Linked DNA regions of Homo sapiens: all the other regions are linked to region 1. Evidence: chromatin contacts called from ENCODE Hi-C data. All regions are on one chromosome and are shown on one strand. The core of a region is the stretch at or near the end of the contact, and the rest is flanking DNA. Distances in the headings are between cores, read along the strand shown.

The links. A loop is a pair of places that touch in the nucleus more often than their neighbours do. Pooled maps may share reads with other maps.
Region 2: a map with no recorded cell type shows a loop between it and region 1 (5-fold over the local background). The contact joins the promoter of TACSTD2 here to the promoter of LINC01358 in region 1. A Hi-C loop is called at or near these places in 5 of 37 single-sample maps with no recorded cell type and 5 of 50 pooled maps.
Region 3: a pooled map shows a loop between it and region 1 (2.6-fold over the local background). The contact joins the enhancer-like site here to the promoter of LINC01358 in region 1. A Hi-C loop is called at or near these places in 4 of 37 single-sample maps with no recorded cell type and 4 of 50 pooled maps.

What each region holds. Positions count from the first base shown.
Region 1 is chr1:59,018,230-59,022,112 of GRCh38, reverse strand. LINC01358 (long intergenic non-protein coding RNA 1358) reads right to left here and starts at 1,637. Exons shown (of 3, transcript NR_110626.2): 1 at 1,490-1,637; 2 at 536-625. RefSeq lists enhancers at 1,766-1,875, 1,906-1,955.
Region 2 is chr1:58,575,395-58,579,277 of GRCh38, reverse strand. TACSTD2 (tumor associated calcium signal transducer 2) reads left to right here and starts at 2,026. Exons shown (of 1, transcript NM_002353.3): 1 at 2,026-3,845. The coding sequence starts at 2,122. The coding sequence ends at 3,093. RefSeq lists enhancers at 1,868-2,562, 2,563-3,258.
Region 3 is chr1:59,353,238-59,357,120 of GRCh38, reverse strand. The region is part of intron 4 of FGGY (FGGY carbohydrate kinase domain containing); the gene reads right to left. Among named protein-coding and RNA genes, the nearest start is that of FGGY, 58 kb to the right of the region's middle. Within about 2 kb of position 2,225, at least 10 of the 41 ENCODE cell types and tissues checked have a DNase peak (open chromatin) inside an H3K27ac peak, as active enhancers do.

The DNA of each region.
Region 1 (3,883 bases), core at 388-2,887:
TGGCAGGGGTTAGCTTGTCTTTTTTGAGGCTGTGTCTGCAGCTTAGAGTAACGTCTGACACACAGTAGGTGCTCACTTATCATTCAGTGAAAGAGTAACCTCAAGCGGAGGCTATTACTATACCATTTTTTTTTTCGAGATTGGGTATCGCTCTGTCACCCACGCTGGAGTGGAGTAGCATGACCTTGTCTCACTGCAGCCTCCACCTCCCGAGCTTAAGCAATCCTCTCACCTCTGCCTCCCAGTTAGCTGTGTCCACGGGCACACCCAGCTATTTTTTTTTTTTTTGTATTTTTGGTAGAGATGGGGTTTTACCATGTTGCCCAGGCTGGTCTCAAACTCCTGAGTTCAAGCAATCCAACTGCTTCGGCCTCCCAAAGTGCTGGGATTACAGGCGTGAGCCACCTTGCCTGGCCTATAGCAGTTTTGGAGATGAGGAAGCTGAGGTTCATGACAAGGCCCATGTCGACAGATCTGAGATCCAAAGCCCTTTTCAAAGCCCAAGTCTCTTACAGGACGAGAGACTGCCACTTACCAAGCACAGTGGATACGTTGATAGAAATATGATGCTTCTACTTTAATCAGACTTTCTGATGTTTCTCTTTTTCCCTTGTCTGTTTTGAAACTGTAGACAAACAGGCATGTGAGTCTCTAATTCCAGAAAGTTTTATTTACTAGCATAATAATAAAAATAATAGCTTCAAAGTATGCTAAGAACTTTGTATACACTATTTCACTTAATCCCCACAACAAGCCTATTAGAAGGATAATTTAATCTCCTTTATACACATAGAAAAATAAAATTCAGGAAGATAAAATACCCTACCTAAGGTCAGTGGTATCAAAACAAGAATCAGAAGATACAAGCAGTAGCTGAATGTAGTGGCTCATGCCTATAATCCTAGCACTTTGGAAGGCTGAGATAGGAGGACTGCTTGAGACCAGAAGTTTGGGACCAGACTGGGCAACATAGTGAAACCCTGTTTCTACAGAAATTAAAAAAAAAAATTATCCAGAGGCATTGATGTGCACCTGTAGTCTTAGCTATTTGGGAGGCTGAGGCAGGAGGATGGCTTGAGCCCAGGAGTTCAGGGCTGCAGTGAGCTATGATTGCACCACTGCACTCCAGCCTGGGTGACAGAGTGAGACCCTGTCTCTAAAGAGAGAGAGAGAAAAAAAAATACAAATGGCTTAATTTGAGAAGTGAGTGATAAAAGACTAAGGAAACCAAGACTCAAACTCACATCTCTTTGCCTAACCACAGTGCTAGAGTAAACACTCCCTAAAGGCAGGCTCTGAACTGGGTACCAAGGATACGAAGACTCATTCCCTGACCTCAGCAAGCTCATGGTCTAGAAAAGGAGGACCCAATTTGGACAGGAAACAAACCAGGCACAAAACAAGGGGAAGAGGAGAATGGAGAAGGAGGCCTATGGGGACATGCTGGGCTCCTGCAACCTTAATGGTGGTAAATATAAAAGGGACTGACCTTCTAGTTTTTCAGTGTAACACCAGAGCTGTAGAGGGAGAAGGGCCACTAGGAGATTCCATTTCAGTGATGTAGCCAGCAGGAAAGCCCCCATAAGTGAGAGCCTGGAGAAGTATCTCCTACCCTGGACTGTGGCAGGAGGGAAAAAGAGCAGTCACTGTAGGGTGAATAGAGTGGTCCTTAGATTTAGTGTTTTACTTCCCCTCCCAGCCTTGAGCCAGCTGCTGTGACTCATGGCTCTTTGGCTGCAGGAAACCCGTTACAACCTAACTTTCTGCCTAGGTCAATTGGTTTTGGTTTCATTTTCTAGTCTGGAGTATGATCATGTTGTCTATTAAACTCAGAAATTTTCTTGACATTTTCAGTTTCATGCAGAATGAAAAAGAAGTGGTCTTGTGACAATGTGATCACCTTGCTGAATGTTCTAGAGCTAACCAGTGGGACAAGGGACAAGGGCTTCCTTATCAGGATGGAGTCTCGGTCTGTGAAGCCAGCAGTCCCAGTATTTGAAAAAAAAGTTGTCTCAGTCAGTGTTCTAGCAAAAAATGGATGGTACACTCAAACTGTGTAACTTGGAGGGAATTTAAGGAAAAGATCATTTACTTAGATGCAAAGGAAACTCTGGGGCTTATAACAGCAGGCAGTCATTACCTTCCCTATCTCTTAAAAGGCAAGAAGAGGGAGCAGTTCCTGGAACAAAAAGACGGGAGTTGTAGGGAGAGGGCTCCCCAAAAAGAGGCTGCCTTCATGAGAAGAAAGCAGCCAAGCCCTAGCAAAATCCTAAAAGGAGGGAGCAGGGAGAATAAATCCCCCATCCTCACTCTCCTGCCACTCCCTGCATCTCTTGCTGGTAACTTGCAAAGGCTGGGCACAATTGGGAGCTAGAAGGCAAGGGAGATCATTGATGGGGCCCATGCAGGTCGGCCTCCTAGGGTGCAGAGGTGGGTACAGAAGGGTAGGGAGATCTGGAGAGCCATGGAAACTCATGTAACATGTAACAATAGTTATGGCTGGTTGACAATAACTATACAAAGAGTGTCGATTGTGGTAGACAACTGCCATTGACTACTCAGGATACATCTGGCCCTTTCAAAGCACTTTTATGAACTAGCTCTTTTGATTCTCACAACAAGCCCTTAAGGTGGGCACTGTCCTGGACCCATTTTCCAGACAGGGAAACCAGGGATGAAAGAGGTTAAGCATTCGCTGGGAAATGAAGGAGTATGAACTCAAACCCAGATGGCTGTGGTTACAGATCCAGTGCTTGTTGTCCACTGGATGGGCCCATCTTACCCAAAATGATAACCGAGGAGCTAGGTCCTCAATCATTGCTGAAGGGTAGGGACATGAGTATGGCCTGGGGAACAAGAGGAAATAGTTCCATAAGCATTGTTTAGCATAAATGAGATCAAACAAACATGCTTCATTTAAAAGATGTTAAAATATCACCCAAGTGGGTGGGGGTGGGGAGACAGAACCAGAGAGAACGAGCGAGAGCGAGCATGCACCAACTGCACGTAGGATACGAGCCAAATGTCTAATTATAGCTGATAAGGCTCCTCCTGATCTGTGCCCTGCCTACTCATCTTTCCCTGTTCCCCGTGGGGCACTGTGTCCCAGCCAAAGGAAACTCTACTTAGTTCTCAAAATAGCCCTAGGTCTTCTGCCTGGGACAGTTCACCCCACCTTGTATTCGCCCACCTCAAATCCTATTTATCTATTGGGTCCTAGTTTTGGCCTTTCTCTTGCCTTTCTTCCTCTCTCCCTCCTTCCTTCCCCTAGCAAACACTTATCGGCATCGGGTGTGTGCAGATATAGTGGTCAGTGTTGCAGACCTGGGTCAATACTGGTCCCTGCCTTTATGGAGTTTCCACGAGGAAATCTTCCCTCCACGCCCAAGTGTAGGCTGGGGAGTCCTCCTTTGTGTTTTTGCGGCCTCTCTTACTCTGTTGTCTATCACCTGGTTTCGTGCCTGTCTCCTCTCTCAGACCATAGACTCATGAGGTTGGGACTCTGTCTGATTCTGTGGGTGTTCATTTCCTATCACTCCTGTAACAAATTACCACAACTTCACAGCCTAAAACAACACAAATTAATAATCTTACAGCTCCAGAGGTAAGAAGCTGGACACAGGTCTCACTGGGCTAAAATCAAGGCAGTGGGAGGCTTTACTGCTTTCTGGAGACTCTAGGGAAGAATCCATTTTCCAGCCTTTTCAACTAGAGGCTGCCTGCATTCCTTGGTTGATGGCCCCTTCCTTCATCTTCAAAGTCAGCCAAGGCTGGTGGGGTCTTTCTCACATCACATTTGGACATTGATTCTTCTGGATGCTGATTCTTTTGCCTCCTTCCTCCACCTTTTAAGGACTCTTGTGATTACATAGGCCCACTCAGA
Region 2 (3,883 bases), core at 777-3,276, 440 kb after region 1:
GAGGGGAAAAGAAACTAGAACCTGACTCAGATATCTGTCCAAGGAAGACCTGAACAGAGACAGTGGGGATAGACAGCAGAGGACTATCCCACAATTCCTCATGTTTGTGGATAAGAAATTGTCCCTCACGCGGATCACGAGGTCAGGAGATCGAGACCACCCTGGCTAACACGGTGAAACCCCGTCTCTACTAAAAATACCAAAAAAATTAGCCGGGCGTGGTGGCAGGCGCTTGTAGTCCCAGCTACTCAGGAGGCTGAAGCAGGAGAATGGCATGAACCCAGGAGGTGGAGCTTGCAGTGAGTTGAGATCATGCCACTGCACTCCAGCCTGGGTGACAGAGCGAGACTCCGTCTCAAAAAAAAAAAAAAAAAAAAAAAAAAAAAAAAAAATTCGCCGGGCGTGGTGGCTCATGCCTGTAATCCCAGCACTTTGGGAGGCTGAGGTGGGCGGATCACCTGAGGTCAGGAGTTTGAGACCAGCCTGACCAACATGGAGAAACCCTGTCTCTACTAAAAATACAAAAAAAAATTAGCCAGGCTTGATGGCTCATGCCTGTAATCCCAGCTACTCGGGAGGCTGACGCGGGAGACTTGCTTGAACCTGGGCGGCGGAGGTTGTGGTGAGCCGAGATCACGCCATTGCACTCCAGCCTGGGCAACAAGGGCAAAACTCCGTCTCAAAAAAAAAAAAGAAAAAAGAAATTGTCCCTCACATGTCTCTGCTTCCTCTGTCTGTCAAGGCAGAATATATTTCAATCTTCCTGCCTCAGGAATTGCGTGAAAATTAATGGGACAGAGGCCCAGCTGGCTTTCATCTGCTAAACAACACCCTTGCACGACTGGTGGTGCACATTAAATGCTGAACATATAAAATGTGCTTTGATGGAGGACCTGGGAATAATTATAGCTTGCTAATTATTGTTAATTTTACCACAGCTTTGAAACTCTAGACTTTCTCAATGACTCAAAAAGAGATTGCAACCCCTGTATGCCATGAAACTAGCCACACAGTGGCAGACAAGCAATTTCTCACAGGCTCCATTCTTTCATTATTTACATGGTTCAGCTACTTACGTGGGATACAGGAAAAGAAAAGCAACGATTTGCTGTGTTAGAATCAAATTGTACAAAAAACTCTTTACAGTCTTGCTGGCTCTTTAAGAATTTGTTCCTGTTTGTCTCTTTATAGCCAGTGCACAAATAAATATTATGTGCGTGTGTGCCTGTGTGTGTGCGCTTGTGTGAGGTACAGAAAATTAGTGTTTAACAGAACTTTTAACCCTCTGGACACCAGGATACCTGTGTTTTACCCTTGATATGGTGAGTAACAGAACTGCTTCCCTAACTTCCCTTCAGATTCTGTGTCACTTCGTGTCCACAAACACTTTATTTAAGGTCTCATCACTCCTAGGCAGGGTGCCAAAGACCCCTCTCAGAAATATGAGGAAGTTGATAGCAGTGTGACTTCAGGTCTTTAAGCCTCATCAGTACCACCTATAAAACGGGTCTGATAGTCCCTACCTGTCAGGACTGGTGTTAGGATGAGATAATGTTTGTGAACTGTAAACTATATAAACGTGTGCTACTGTGAGAACTGGACAAAGAAGAGAGGGAGTGAGAGAAATTAAGGGAGGGCTGGGGCTGGGAAAGAACGAAAAGGGAGTCGCGTATAGAGGAGAGCGCGACAGTCGCGAGCCACACTTTGCAATGAAACTCTTTAGACTTTCTGCCGGGAGAGCGGCCCAGACGCGCCAGGTCTGTAGCAGGAGGCCGCGCCGAGGGCGGGTCCCCAGAAGCCTACAGGTGAGTATCGGTTCTCCCCTTCCCGGCTTTCGGTCCGGAGGAGGCGGGAGCAGCTTCCCTGTTCTGATCCTATCGCGGGCGGCGCAGGGCCGGCTTGGCCTTCCGTGGGACGGGGAGGGGGGCGGGATGTGTCACCCAAATACCAGTGGGGACGGTCGGTGGTGGAACCAGCCGGGCAGGTCGGGTAGAGTATAAGAGCCGGAGGGAGCGGCCGGGCGGCAGACGCCTGCAGACCATCCCAGACGCCGGAGCCCGAGCCCCGACGAGTCCCCGCGCCTCATCCGCCCGCGTCCGGTCCGCGTTCCTCCGCCCCACCATGGCTCGGGGCCCCGGCCTCGCGCCGCCACCGCTGCGGCTGCCGCTGCTGCTGCTGGTGCTGGCGGCGGTGACCGGCCACACGGCCGCGCAGGACAACTGCACGTGTCCCACCAACAAGATGACCGTGTGCAGCCCCGACGGCCCCGGCGGCCGCTGCCAGTGCCGCGCGCTGGGCTCGGGCATGGCGGTCGACTGCTCCACGCTGACCTCCAAGTGTCTGCTGCTCAAGGCGCGCATGAGCGCCCCCAAGAACGCCCGCACGCTGGTGCGGCCGAGTGAGCACGCGCTCGTGGACAACGATGGCCTCTACGACCCCGACTGCGACCCCGAGGGCCGCTTCAAGGCGCGCCAGTGCAACCAGACGTCGGTGTGCTGGTGCGTGAACTCGGTGGGCGTGCGCCGCACGGACAAGGGCGACCTGAGCCTACGCTGCGATGAGCTGGTGCGCACCCACCACATCCTCATTGACCTGCGCCACCGCCCCACCGCCGGCGCCTTCAACCACTCAGACCTGGACGCCGAGCTGAGGCGGCTCTTCCGCGAGCGCTATCGGCTGCACCCCAAGTTCGTGGCGGCCGTGCACTACGAGCAGCCCACCATCCAGATCGAGCTGCGGCAGAACACGTCTCAGAAGGCCGCCGGTGACGTGGATATCGGCGATGCCGCCTACTACTTCGAGAGGGACATCAAGGGCGAGTCTCTATTCCAGGGCCGCGGCGGCCTGGACTTGCGCGTGCGCGGAGAACCCCTGCAGGTGGAGCGCACGCTCATCTATTACCTGGACGAGATTCCCCCGAAGTTCTCCATGAAGCGCCTCACCGCCGGCCTCATCGCCGTCATCGTGGTGGTCGTGGTGGCCCTCGTCGCCGGCATGGCCGTCCTGGTGATCACCAACCGGAGAAAGTCGGGGAAGTACAAGAAGGTGGAGATCAAGGAACTGGGGGAGTTGAGAAAGGAACCGAGCTTGTAGGTACCCGGCGGGGCAGGGGATGGGGTGGGGTACCGGATTTCGGTATCGTCCCAGACCCAAGTGAGTCACGCTTCCTGATTCCTCGGCGCAAAGGAGACGTTTATCCTTTCAAATTCCTGCCTTCCCCCTCCCTTTTGCGCACACACCAGGTTTAATAGATCCTGGCCTCAGGGTCTCCTTTCTTTCTCACTTCTGTCTTGAAGGAAGCATTTCTAAAATGTATCCCCTTTCGGTCCAACAACAGGAAACCTGACTGGGGCAGTGAAGGAAGGGATGGCATAGCGTTATGTGTAAAAAACAAGTATCTGTATGACAACCCGGGATCGTTTGCAAGTAACTGAATCCATTGCGACATTGTGAAGGCTTAAATGAGTTTAGATGGGAAATAGCGTTGTTATCGCCTTGGGTTTAAATTATTTGATGAGTTCCACTTGTATCATGGCCTACCCGAGGAGAAGAGGAGTTTGTTAACTGGGCCTATGTAGTAGCCTCATTTACCATCGTTTGTATTACTGACCACATATGCTTGTCACTGGGAAAGAAGCCTGTTTCAGCTGCCTGAACGCAGTTTGGATGTCTTTGAGGACAGACATTGCCCGGAAACTCAGTCTATTTATTCTTCAGCTTGCCCTTACTGCCACTGATATTGGTAATGTTCTTTTTTGTAAAATGTTTGTACATATGTTGTCTTTGATAATGTTGCTGTAATTTTTTAAAATAAAACACGAATTTAATAAAATATGGGAAAGGCACAAACCAGAAGTCGGCATTTGTGAAAAGTCCCTCCAGA
Region 3 (3,883 bases), core at 976-3,475, 330 kb before region 1:
CAAGTCCAGTACCCACCCTGGAGAGAAAATCCACAACACATGCCCTAACAGCAGCTGACAATACTGTCTTCATTCCTCAAAGGCTGGGAGGAATCTGGTCCAATATACAGGGCCCTGGTATAAACATTCTAAAGAAAGTCTTTCTGATTGAGAAGATGAGTCTTGGATTCTCCTGGGGGGTGAAGGGAGCAACTTAAAGTGGTATCCATCACAGGAGTCCAAAGACACAGTGGAGAGGCCCAGAGGAGTTACTGTCTCAGTCTAGAGCCTTCACTTTGCATACAAAATAAGCTGTGACTCCGGTAACAGGACTGCAGCCAAGGGGTGGCTCTAGGATGGAAAGGAACAGTAATGCTCAAATCTCATTTTCCACAATGAGGAAGAGAAAATTAACTTATGTTGGGCATACAGTGAACCTTTAGTTTGGAATGAAATGATTGGACAAATGCACCTAGCCATCAAAAATGGCATGAGATGATTTAATAAGTTCATCCGCTCATTCATCCACCCATCAAAATATATAATAAGTTATTAATGTTAGAATTTAAACATTGCTCTGGAGGCTAGGGACACTGAGATAAATACAGCACAATGTAATGCAATAAATTCTAGGGTAGAGATAAGCATAGAATGCCACAGGGGACAGAGTGTAGGACCCTAAGTCAAGGAAGGCTTCCTGGAGGCAGTGAAGGCTGGGTTTTGAACTATTATTATAAGTTTTCCTGGTGAAGGAAGAAATTACTATAAGTTTGCCAGGCAGAAGGAAAAACCTGAGCAAAGACCCAGAGGTGTGAGAGAATACAGGCATGGAATCATGAGAGCCCTGGACCAAGAAATTCGCCATCTGGAATGCCTTTCCATTTCTCTAAGCGCTTGCTAGAGGAAAAGTAATGACAGATTCCTTGAACAAATTCCCACAGCCTAAGTCTCAAATTCAAGTGCTCAGAGGGGTAGGGCTGAAAAAGGAAATGAGTGTAGCAGGCTGGGTGAGGACTGCTGCAAAATGAAGAATGCCGACCCCTTCTAAAGAAGGCAGCCCCTATTCAGCTCCAGCCGTTCCCTTCTGCATGGAAGTGTGGACCCTGTATTGCCAAGTTCTTTCATTATTTATTCAGGAAAATAAATAATCTGAATTTTCAGATAAAATTTCTCAATTTTTAAATATTGGAAACTAATTTAAAATTGTTTATTTTTTTTTTCCAAGCACATGGTAGGTCAAACTAAACCTGATTGGGGACCAGATTCAGCCAGTGGTCTGCCAGCCTGTAGCCCTGGCAAGTGGGAAGAAATGAGTGCCCTTTAAAAGCAGGCAGTGAGAGGCAATAGTTAGATCCCAGGAGCTGGAGGCAGACTGGACTAGGTGAGAATCTGGGCTCTACAACCTACTATTGTGTAGCTTTGGGGATGCTACTTAAGTCCTCTGAGTCTTGGTTTCCTCATACTGCCACACAGATACAGTAAAACAGCATGCTGTTACACTGTGTCACTAAAGGGCAGAGATAAAATTCTGCCTGTGAAGTCCCTAGCATGTTGCTTTTTAGGAAAATAAGCCCAAAAAGAAAAAAAAAAAATCCCTTGCTCAATAATGAAGTGTTGTCAACCAGAAAGGTTAGCTATGACTACAAGCTTTGAATGGAAAATTACTAAGTAATAAAAGCATGAGCATTGTGCTAAAACAGTAGCAAACTCTTCCAACCATGAACAGTGTACCAGTATTAATGTTTTCTTGTGTGTATATGGCCAGTCTTTTTTTCCATACTGATAGTTTCTTTAAACAAATGTATTTATAAGACTGTTCATTAGTCTTCTAACTTTTCTTCCCTTTAACATTACAGTATGTAACAAACCTGCACGTTGTGCACATGTACCCTAAAACTTAAAGTATAATAATAAAAAAAAAACAGTATGAAGTTTGTTGTTGCTATACAAATATTTACTATCTACCTAGCACATATGCCAGAATGATTTTTTTAAGGTCATAAAACATACTGTGTCACACCCATGTTTAAAGCCCATCAACCATTTCCCACTGATCTTGGAATAAAACTCAAACTCCTGCCCCTGGCCTCAAGGCTGCATGCAGCAGCCTTTGCCCACTTCGCCAAACCCCCTCCTACGCCTCTGTGCCTTGCTCATACCCTCCTGGCCCAGCTGACCTCCTTTGCTGATCTCATGAGGTGCTTTCCTCCCCCACAGTGAATCTGTTGCTCCTCCTTCCTATCTCATCATTCAGGTCAAACAAAAACTCCCAAGAGAGGCCCACACTCGCTATGCCAAATCTGTTCATCTGTGTTTTTCCTTCGTAGCATTTTCCAGAAAACAAAATTACTTTGTGTGTGTCTATTTTCTGCCTCTCTACACTAGACTCTAAGTTCCCAGAAGCCTACCCCAGGGCCCTTATCCCACTCATTCACCTTGGCATCTCCAGCGCCCAGCAAAGTGCCTCTCACACAGGAGACACTCAGTATTTCTTAAATGAAACAATGAAGCTACTGACCATTGTTCACAGCCTCAGATCCTCCCGAAGCCATCACCCACAAATTTCTTCCCTAAACTAGTTTATGCAAAGCCTGCAAAGCAAACGCTGAAAGAGGCAGTAGAGCAAAATGGTGATAAGCCCGTACTCTGGATGTGAAATGCCAAAGTTCAAATCCCAGCCTTGCCACTTATTAGCTGAGTGACCTTGGGCAAGTTGCTTAAAGTCTCTGTGCCTGTTTCCTCATCTGTAAAAGACAATAATTAGGCTGGGCACAGTGGCTCACACCTGTAATCCCAGCACTCTGGGAGGCCGAGGTGGGTGGATCACTTGAACTCAGGAGTTTGAGACCAGCCTGGGCAACATGGTAAAACCTCATCTCTACAAAAAAATACACAAATTATCTGGGCATGGTGGTGTGTGCCTGTAGTCCCAGTTACTCAGGAGGCTGGGGTGGGAGAGCCGCTCAAGCCTGGGAGGCAAAGGTTCCAATGAGCCAAGACTGTGCTACTGTACTCCAACCTGGGTGACAGAGCAAGACCCTCTCAAAAAAAAGAAAAGAAAAGAAAAATACAATAATTATAGGGTAGCTGTGAGAAATAAATGAATTATCATGGGTAAAATGCTTAGAAAAGTACCAGATGTATTAACAAGCACTACATACGCTTTAGCTCTTATTTTCATCTATTTTCTTGTTCTGCTCTTACTGCTTGGTTGCTCTGTATCTTTATTCTTTAACTAGACTGTAATTTCTTGGTGGCAGAGACCACTTCTGGATTCCCACACTGAAAGTGCACAGGTTCCCATAAGGTAGCAGATGAGGGAACAGAGCTAATGGTGTGGCTCTTGACATGGGTTTGCTTACATAGTATGAGACCACGAGTAAGTTATTTAACTTTTTTGAGCTTCAGTTTCCTCATCTGGTAATATAAAAAGAGATAATATCTGTCCCACAGACTGCTGTAAAGATTAAATAAAATAACTCTTGTGAAGTAAAAACATTCTGAGACTGGCGGCACTGGTAAATGTCAAGGGAAACAAGTAGAAGGTACTCAAGTAAGTTAATCAGCTTTACAGCTCGAAGTTGGCTGCCTTTGGAATTGGTATTACACATAGGATGTGGGTGATTCAAATAAATGAATGACTGAAAATATGTTCTGTGCTCTTCTATTCTCTATTTTCTATGATTGTCTCTAGAAACTTTGATGATGGTTTCTAGAATTTTCCTTAATAAAACAGGAAAAAACATATCACTCATTATGGCCAGCCCCATGAAATAGGATATTTTAGTCTTTAAAATTATCTCAGTTAGTGATAGGATGTTACTGAAATGCCCATCAGTAGAAACAAGCACTTTTAAACACAATGATAATGAAAATAAAGTACCATTTGAGTATCTACTATATA